Regions from separate parts of the Mus musculus genome. Here region 2 is linked to region 1. The links are chromatin loops, found by intact Hi-C in ENCODE. Cell type or tissue: gastrocnemius. All regions are shown on one strand. Links, peaks and the distances in the headings refer to the core of each region. The heading gives the core; the rest is flanking DNA. Region 1 holds the start of Prrc2b (proline-rich coiled-coil 2B). Region 2 holds the start of Golga2 (golgi autoantigen, golgin subfamily a, 2).

Region 1 (4,387 bases), core at 167-4,166:
TTCCATGGTCTCCCACTAGCAGCGGAATCTAGCTGAGCTCCCCTGGACCTTTAAGCCAGCCCTGAAACAATTTGCTGGTCACAGCATTTGCAGGGGGTCCCCAATTCCACAAGCCACAACACGAGGAAAAGTCAGGATTTAAAAGGAACTAACAAAACCAAGGAACCTGCGAGAATGTCCATGTCTACCACCTTCCCAGGACAGAAACGCTCTGCTGTGAACCTTACCGGAGGCTCCCACGAGATACAGCAGGAGTCTTATTATTCCCATTTTATAGATGCAAGAGCTGGGGCTCAGAGACTTGGGTAAAGTCACTCAAGAGGACCTGAACATGGCTCCAAGAGGGACACTTGCCTGAACAAGCTGAAGGCTCCCCGAACAATTATTTGCCCATCCCCAAGGAGGGCAGTTCTCTTCCAAAGTCAAGACTCCCGAGTTCCTGTCTCTTCTCCTATCCATCCTATACAATTCCAGCCCACTGAAAGCCAGACAACCCCCTGCTCTGACGGGGGCTACTAACGCAGTCCGTGCCTCCTCCCCACTGAGGCCCAGCACTAACCAAAGTACCTACGGATGTGGGTATTTTGTTGGGTTTTCACCATGTAGCCCAGGCTGACCTGGAACTTCCAGCAGTCCTACATCACCCAATGTTTTGAATCCCTTCTCCAACGCTGCCACTTCAAACCAGCACCTGTGGCATGCCCCAGCATGGATGACACCACAAGTGGCCAGCCTTCTGTCCTAGGTTGACAGCACAGAGTAACTACAGAGCACCGACGGCTTGCCAAGTCATGCCTCTCTGCCTGTGAAGGCTGAGTAGTCCCTCGGTGGCAGCAAGCATCCCACTCCACAGCCTGTACCCCTCAGGTCCCAGCTTGCACCACGACGGTGCAGACATTACGATACAAAGCAAGCCCCTGCGGTTGTACTGCTGAGAAAGGGCGCTGAGGCTTCAGACAGACGGACAGAAAACCCAAGTGAGATATACAACGCAAACAGACAACACACCGAAATACACGCTAACCTTTCCAGGAAAGAAAAAACGTAGGTGAAATTTAACTACCCTGCAAAAGACAGCTTTATAAAGGTTTCTCCCAGGCAGCCATTTAGCAAATGACACACTCCGGAGAGCATCGGCGCCCCCCTTCTCCCACTTCCTTCAAGCTCACCATTGCCTGGGGAAGGGGGGCGACACCTATTCTTGCCTAACAGTGGGCTTCATCCCCCCACGATATTTACAAAGAAGAAAGGAAAGCAGCAGCGTCCACTTTTATGCAGGCAGATCCTCTCCAGAGAGGCCCACCATCTATCTCAATAGGTCTGCATTTCTCTCTTAAAAGGTAGACGAAGAAAAAGAAACAAACAAAAAAATCAATCTGGCAGGCCCCGAGCAGCGACATCCTGTTTATCATTAAACATTTTTAGCAGCGGCTCCGGGTGCCGTGAAAACACCACCCCGCTTCCCTCAGCCGAACCCACCCGAGCCGGGGCGGCGCTCGGCCTGCGGTTCCGGGCGGCCTCGGGGTCCCGCGTCCCCCACCCCGGCCGACAAGGCCGCCGTCCCCGGGCGCAGGAGAGCCCTCGGGCTCGATCCCGACCCCGAGCCTTGCCCAGCCCCGCTCGGCCCGCCGTCCTCCCGCCCTGGCCGCGAAGACACAACAATGGCGAGCTGGGGAGCGCCGAGCAGGCCGCCCAGGCCGCAGCCCCGCGCCCGCCGCAGCGCACCGCCGCGGAGACAAAGCGCAACCCCGGCCTCTGCCCTGGCCCCGGCCCCGGCCCACCTGGTCTGCGTCCGCGCGCGACGGGCCCGGGCGATGGCGGTCGGGCGGCGGCCGGGCGCGGGGGCGGCGGATGGCGGCGGATTGCGCGGCGGCGGCGCGGGGCTCGGCGCTCTGCGCTCCTGCCTCTGCCTCCTCCTCCTCCTCCCGCTCCTCGGCGCTCGCTGGAGCCTCGGCGCTGTGGCTCGCCGCCGCCTCCCGCCCGCGCTCGGCTCCCCGCCCCCCGCCGCCGCCGCCTCCGCCTCCGCGCCGCCCCCGCCCGCCGCCCGCACGGTGGCCCGCGCAGCGCCCCCTGCTGCGTCGCCCCTGTCCCGGGAGGGAGGGCGGGGGAGAGGAGGAGGGAGAGCGCGGGGAGCGAGCTGGGCCGCGGTGCAGAGGGGCTGCGGAAGAGAGGGACCTAGATGGAGAGGAGGCTCGGCTGGAGAGGGGACGCGGTGGAGAGGGACCTTGATGGACAAGGGGCTTACGTGGAGAGGAGGCCGAGGTGGAGAAGGGGCCCAAATGGAAAGACCTTGATGAAGAAGGGGCCTAGGTGGAGAGGGACCTTGATGGAGAAGGGGCCTAGGTGGAGAGAGACCTTGATGGAGAAGAGGCCTTGGTGGAGAGGGACCTTGATGGAGAAGAGGCCTTGGTGGAGAGGGACTTTGATGGAGAAGGGGCCTAGGTGGAAAGGAACCAGGAGAAGGAGGAAGCCCTGGTGCAAAGAGGCTGCAATGGAGAGGACGGCTCAAATGGAGAAAAAGTAAAGGAACTGGGGGGAGAGGGGGATCCCAGTAGCAAGATACATGGATGGAGATGGGGTCCCAAATCAGAGGGGTCTTCATGGAGAGAGGCTCCTGGTGAAGAGGAATCTCAACGGAGAGTGGATCTGGTTGAAGACCACCCCCACCCATGGAGAAGGCCTCCTCCATGGGTGGGGGAGGGGCTCTTGAAAGAAGCAGACATAGACTGGGAGGGGACCCCAGGGAGAGCTCTGGGGTGAGAATGCAAAAGGGTGGGGAGAATGGGGAGGACTCAGCACCCTAAAAGGCAGGGGATGCAGACCTGAGAGGGAGGGGGGCTCAGAAGAGGGACTGAACTTGGATCCTGCTCCCACCACCCCCAGAGCTCTAGAGCCTCTTGACAGACAAACCTGACAGCCTGACAGTCCTGACCTGTTAGAATGTGTGGAGGGAGAGGGGGATCCCAGTGGCAAGATACATGCAGGAAACACGCAGAAGTGGTACGGCAGAAGTGGTACGGCAGAAGTGGTACGGCAGAAGTGGTTCGTTGCACCATTCCACAGCAAGGTCTCCCTTCCATAACAAGTGCACCGTATAGACACTTCACCTTTTTTTGTTGTTGTTTTATTTTGTTTTGTTTTTCAAGACAGGGTTTCTCTGTGTATCCCTGGCTGTCCTGGAACTCACTCTGTAGACCAGGCTGCCCTCAAACTCAGAAATCTGCCTGCCTCTGTCTCCCAAGTGCTGGAATTAAAGGCTTGCACCACCACTGCCCGGCCACTTCACCCTTTTTAAAACATGACATAAACCACCCCACTTGGGTGTGTATTCGTGTGAATGCAGAACAAAAGGCCTGGGAGAGAGACTGGCTCCCTTCGAGGTTACTGTGCAGTGCTAGGTTCTCCTTATCTATTCCAGATATCCTAGCAATTAAAAATAACATTCAAGAAACAAGAACATATATATGGCTGGAGAGATGGCTCCTCAGTGGTTAAGAGCACTGACTGCTCTCCCAGAGGTCCTGAGTTCAAATCCCAGCAACCACATGGTGGCTCACAACCAGCTGTAATGGGGTCTGCCCTGTTCTGGTGTAAAATAAATAAATCAATCAATCAATCAATCAATCTTAATTAAAAAGAAATAGTTGGTGATGTAACTCAGTTGTAGACTTTGTCGCTTCAATGCAGGAGGCCCTGGGTTCAGCTACTCAGAAGAAAAGTGTGGGACCATCTTAGGCACTCTCCTGAAGAGACTAAATCCCAGCTGCTATGGTGTCCTCTGTTAGTGGGCTGGGCTTGTCTGGTTTAATGCCAACTCTGAAGCACTTATTATTGTAAGAAAAAAGAGGGACTGAGAGGATATACAGCTTTTCCAAGGCCGCTCAACTAGGTCCTGGAAAAAAACAAAAACCATTTCAATGGAATGCCAAGCCCAGTGTCTGGGGCATGTTCTTTTGGGTAGTTTTATAATTTTCTTTTTTTTTTCTTTTTTCTTTTTTCTTTTTTTTGGTTTTTCGAGACAGGGTTTCTCTGTGCAGTCCTGAACACTCTGTAGACCAGGCTGGCCTCGAACTCAGAAATCCACCTGCCTCTGCCTCCCGAGTGCTGGGATCAAAGGCGTGTGCCACCACGTCTGGCACTATAATTTTCTTATGCTTTCCCAACATTACTGCTTTCTATCCATGACAACTTCTATGTATCTCCTCTCTAGGATAAACCTGCTAGCCAGACAGTGGTGGCACATGCCTGTAATCCCAATCTTGGAGAAGCTGAAGCAAGAGGATTGCTGCTAATTTGAGACCAGACTCAGCTACATAGTGAGCCTTAGAACAGCTAGAGCTATGTAGCGAGACCCTATTTCAAATATAAATCAGTACATCAGGATGCA
Region 2 (4,387 bases), core at 343-4,342, 140 kb before region 1:
TAAAAATATTACCGCTATTGTACAGCTATGTAAAAAGAGGCTCAGAGAGTTTAACCAACTTGCCCTAAAGTTATCATATTGCCAACTGATGGAGAGATAGAATTCAGACTCAGATTTAATTTTTCCTGTGCTGAGATAAAACCCAGGGCCATTGTGAGATGAGCCCTAGTTCATTACCATTGAACTAGGCAACAAGCCCTCAAAGCCAGACTTTTTAACCAGCACCTGACATTTCCACTTGAACCACAGCCCTCCCCGCTTCTTCCCACCTGCCCCCATTCCACAGGACTCTGTTGGCCAAGACTCACATTCTCTGGTGACTGACAGTCACTGGCAGTGGGTCTCTCTGGGCTATGGCCATTTTTAATCTTTTTCTTCTTCTTTGCTCCTGCAGGAACACCCGGGCTGTTCTTCTGCTGATACTCTCTCAGCTGTGGAAAGGAGAACAGAGAGAAATGAGAGCCATCTGCCTCACACTCACAGCCTCTACTCCAGCCTCTAGTTTATTGAGCTCTTTGCTTCGTGTTTCTGTATGTGCCATCTGAGTCAGTCTCACGTATCCCAGGCTGGGCACTAACTCACTATGTGGATGACTATGAACATCTGATCTTCCTGCCTGAACTTCTAAACGCACCAGGAGCAGGTGCCACCATACTTGGTTTCTACAGTCCTGGAAATCAGGCCTAGGCCCTTGTGCAAATTAGATTACAGAGTGGAATATTTCATGCCTGGTCTCTTTCTATGCTGTTTTTATAAAAATACTTTAAAAAAAATGTACATTGGTGTTTTGCCTGCATGTATTATCTGTGTGAGGGTGTCAGATCTTGGAGTTACAGGTAGTTTCAATCTGTCATGTAGGTGCTGAGAACCAAACCCAGGTCCTCTGGAAGAACACTTAGTGCTCTTATTTGATGAGCCATCTCTCCAGGGCCCGATAAAAATACTCTTATGTACGTAAGTCTCATGTAATGGTACCACGAGTCTACAAGATATAATAATGACCTCTTAATGGCAGAAGAAATGGCATGGCTAAAAAGGTAGTAATTGGGTTGGGAATGTAGCTCAGTGGAATACTTGGCTAGCATTCAAGAGGCCCTAAATTCCATTCCAGCAACATACACACATGCCCATACACATACACACAGAGGCAAACACGGAATCTAAACTCAAATCTTCTGATGCCCTGCTCTGGGGTTTGCAGCTCCCAAAGGGAAAAATCTAAAGGTAGAGACCAGAGAGTAAACATTTAGTTGGCAGGAATTGGCTGGGTGTGCTGTCACCTATCTATAATCCCAACTCCTGGGAGAGGCAGGAGGCATGAGAGGGGAGCCAGCCTGGGCTCCCCAGTGATCCCCAGACTCCAAAGACAACAGGCAAACACATGAACTACTAGACAAGAACTATGTATCCTGGACCTTAAACCCCACTCCTCTTTTCAGACATTTTCTCTTGCTAGCATGGTGGTGCTCCCCTTTAATCCTAGCCCTCAAAGCAGAGGCGGAGGGATATCTATGATGAGATAAGACTAGCCTGGTCTACATAGCAAGTTCCAGGCCAAGCAACTATATAACAGAAGACCGTCTTTATTCTTATTTATTTTTAAGTATATTTTATGTGCATGAGTGTTTTGCCCGTGTGTGTGTGTGTGTGTGTATGTGCACGCGCGCGTACTACATGTATACCTGGTGCACACAGAGTTCAGAAGAGCATGAACCCTTGGAACCGGAATCACAGATGATTGTGAACCGTCATGTCTGTGCTGGGAATAATTCTCAAAGACCATATCCTTATAACATATGTGTGTGTGTGTGTGTGTATGTGTGTGTGTGCCTGAACACATGCATGTTATGACATATACAGGATTGTCAGAGGAAACATATATGTATGCACACTGTGAGAAAGGATACATAGCTATGTCATGGTGCATGCAACAATGTCGGAGGACAGCCTCAGTGTTGCTTCCTCTTTCCCACTCTCAGACAAGTCTCTCATTACCACACACACCAGGCTAGATGGCCCCTCAGCTTCTAAAAATTCTGTCTCCACCATTCATCTAGCCAGACATCTAAGCTTACAGATTCATGCTGCCATGTCTGGTTTTATATAGAATCTAGGAAATCCAAACCCAGGTCCCCTTGCTTGTGTGGAAATACTCTACCCATGAGCCATCGCACTGTCAAAAGCCAAAGTACTCTCAATGCAACTTCACGTCAATGAGGGTTTTGGTTTGGTTTTTGGTTTTTCGAGACAGGGTTTCTCTGTGTAGCCCTGGCTGTCCTGGAACTCACTCTGTAGACCAGACTGGCCTCGAACTCAGAAATCCACCTGCCTCTGCCTCCCGAGTGCTGGGATTAAAGGCGTGCACCACCACTGCCCAGTACATCAATGGTTTCTTTGTTGTTGTTGCAGTGCTGGGGACTGAACCTGGAGCATTATGCATGAGAGCCCAGCATTCTAATACTGAGTCATATATATACAGCTTCCCTTCAAAAAAGAAAACAAACAAACCAGGATTGCTGGGTTTGGTGGCCTACACCTTTCACCCAGTACTAGGCAGGTAGAGAAAGGCATATCTGAGTTCAGGGCCAGCCAGGAATACACAGACCTTGTCTCAAAAACAAACACAAAATCTAATTTAATTTTTAAAAAGATTGTATGTATATGAGGGTAGTTGTTTGTTTTTGCTTACATGTATGTCTGTACATCATGTACATGCAGTAACCTAATTGGCCAGAAGAGGGCATAATATACAACATCTAGCCAGGGAGTTAGCTGAGATAGTTGTTAGCTGACTTGTGGGTGAAGGGAGCTATACCCAGGTCCTCTGCAAGAGCAACAAGTGCTTTTACCTGCTGAACCTCTCTCCAGCCCCAATATTGGGTATGCCATATACCAAGCTGGTCTCAAATTCCATATATAGACAAAAATAACCTTGAAGGCCTGATCCTTCTGCCTCTACCTCCAGTCTTGGAAATTAGAGGCATGCATTGCTCTGCCCAGCTAATGCCATTGCAGGATCCAAGCCAGAGCCTCATACATGGTAGGCCACCACTCTTGCAAACTACGCTGAGTACTGAACAGGCCCTTGTATATACTAAACAAACACCCTAACAACTCAGCTCCACTCCTAACTCCACTGGGGCCGTTTTAGCAACACATACTAAAGGTACACCGCAGTACTTCCTAAACCTGCTTCCTAAGTTTACAACATGACAGAAGGGCAGAAACCGTGAAGCCACGGCTTTAGTGAACATGGGAACAGAAAGGGCACAGCCCTTGTCATCGCAGAGAGAAGTCTCTACAAATCTATGAAAATGCCAAACCAGACTTTTATGGTTTTTTTCTCTCAAAAGAAGCATGGGAAAGTGATGTTTCCCGTGAGATGCCTCACCCGCATCCCGTGCTTCTCACCACCCCAGTTGGAAAAGACATTCTGGCTGAATTTTAAGTTAAGTTCAGTTCCCCAAGACACTGATCAACACTATAACATGCGTTTTGCTCCAGAGAGATTACAGTCTCTCTAGAGAGCAGACAACCAAATCCAAACCAAACCAATCCATGTCAGCAAGGGGTGCTGACAGTGTTGTGCTCACACTAATGCTAAGTTAAGGGAATGCGGGCGCCTACAGCGTCTCCGCACTAGATTCCACACTTGGGCTCCCTTCCAGGTGGAAATGGGTTCTCCACCAGAGAAACGGGAAAAGGGGCAACAACATTAGGTGAGCAGGTGGAGCAATCCAAACCAGACTCGGAGTAGTAATGACAGTTTCGAGGGGGGACTGTGACGTAACTACATTCCACTCCATACTACCAACGCCCGAGTCGCCTACAGGGCCAGGACCGAGGACCTTGGAGACAGGTGCCCTGGGAGGTCTGGATTGGAGCGTCCGGAGCCGGGGGCTAAGAGACCCTGTGTCACTGACCAAAGTCACCTAGGGGCGACTGAGAGGGCGGGGGCTGGGTTGCTGAGGGGGCGGGGCTGGCTGAGAAGACTTCACTGGGGGAGCCCAGGGCGCTGAGGGGTTCTTCTACCCGTGTGTCTCGGGAAAGACTCGGACTCTGGTCATGGGTCCTGCCGTTGGAGGAGCTCGGGTGGGGTCAAGGGGCCGCGACCCGGAGCGCTTTACCTTTTTCTTGGCCGCAGCCAATTTGCTCTGCCTGGTTTCTTCCGACATCCCGGGGCGGGGAGGGGGGAAGCGGGGGGGCCACATCACCACGATCCCGGCAGCCACCGCGAAACTGCTTCCGGAAGCTACGGCTTCTCTACAAGGGCCAGAGAAGGCGGGTGCAGAGCGCCCCTTGGACGCTCGGAAACCCAGCGTGACCTACCTTCTCCAAGCCCATTGGCTGATGAGAACGATGAACGACAGGGAGGCGTGGCCACGCG

The links. Hi-C counts contacts between places; a loop is a spot of excess contacts. Peaks named below come from ENCODE experiments on the same cell type or tissue, not always from the same donor. Only the 100,000 strongest peaks of a DNase experiment are listed, where the experiment ranks them.
Region 2: a loop joins it to region 1, with 3.0 times the contacts of the local background. A loop is called at or near these places in 1 of 42 quality-filtered maps.

What each region holds. Positions count from the first base shown.
Region 1 is chr2:32,148,686-32,153,072 of GRCm38, reverse strand. Prrc2b (proline-rich coiled-coil 2B) reads right to left here and starts at 1,925. Exons shown (of 32, transcript NM_001159634.1): 1 at 1,782-1,925. In gastrocnemius, for the core only: a CTCF peak has its summit at 2,102 (motif pointing left); DNase peaks (open chromatin) are centred at 774, 1,195, 1,920 and 2,695; H3K4me3 peaks cover 2,410 bases; H3K27ac peaks cover 2,774 bases.
Region 2 is chr2:32,288,137-32,292,523 of GRCm38, reverse strand. It overlaps Golga2 (golgi autoantigen, golgin subfamily a, 2), which reads right to left and starts at 4,198. Exons shown (of 26, transcript NM_001080968.2): 1 at 4,128-4,198; 2 at 309-431. The coding sequence starts at 4,175. In gastrocnemius, for the core only: a CTCF peak has its summit at 2,726 (motif pointing right); no DNase peak of the experiment used is centred there; H3K4me3 peaks cover 1,579 bases; H3K27ac peaks cover 2,282 bases.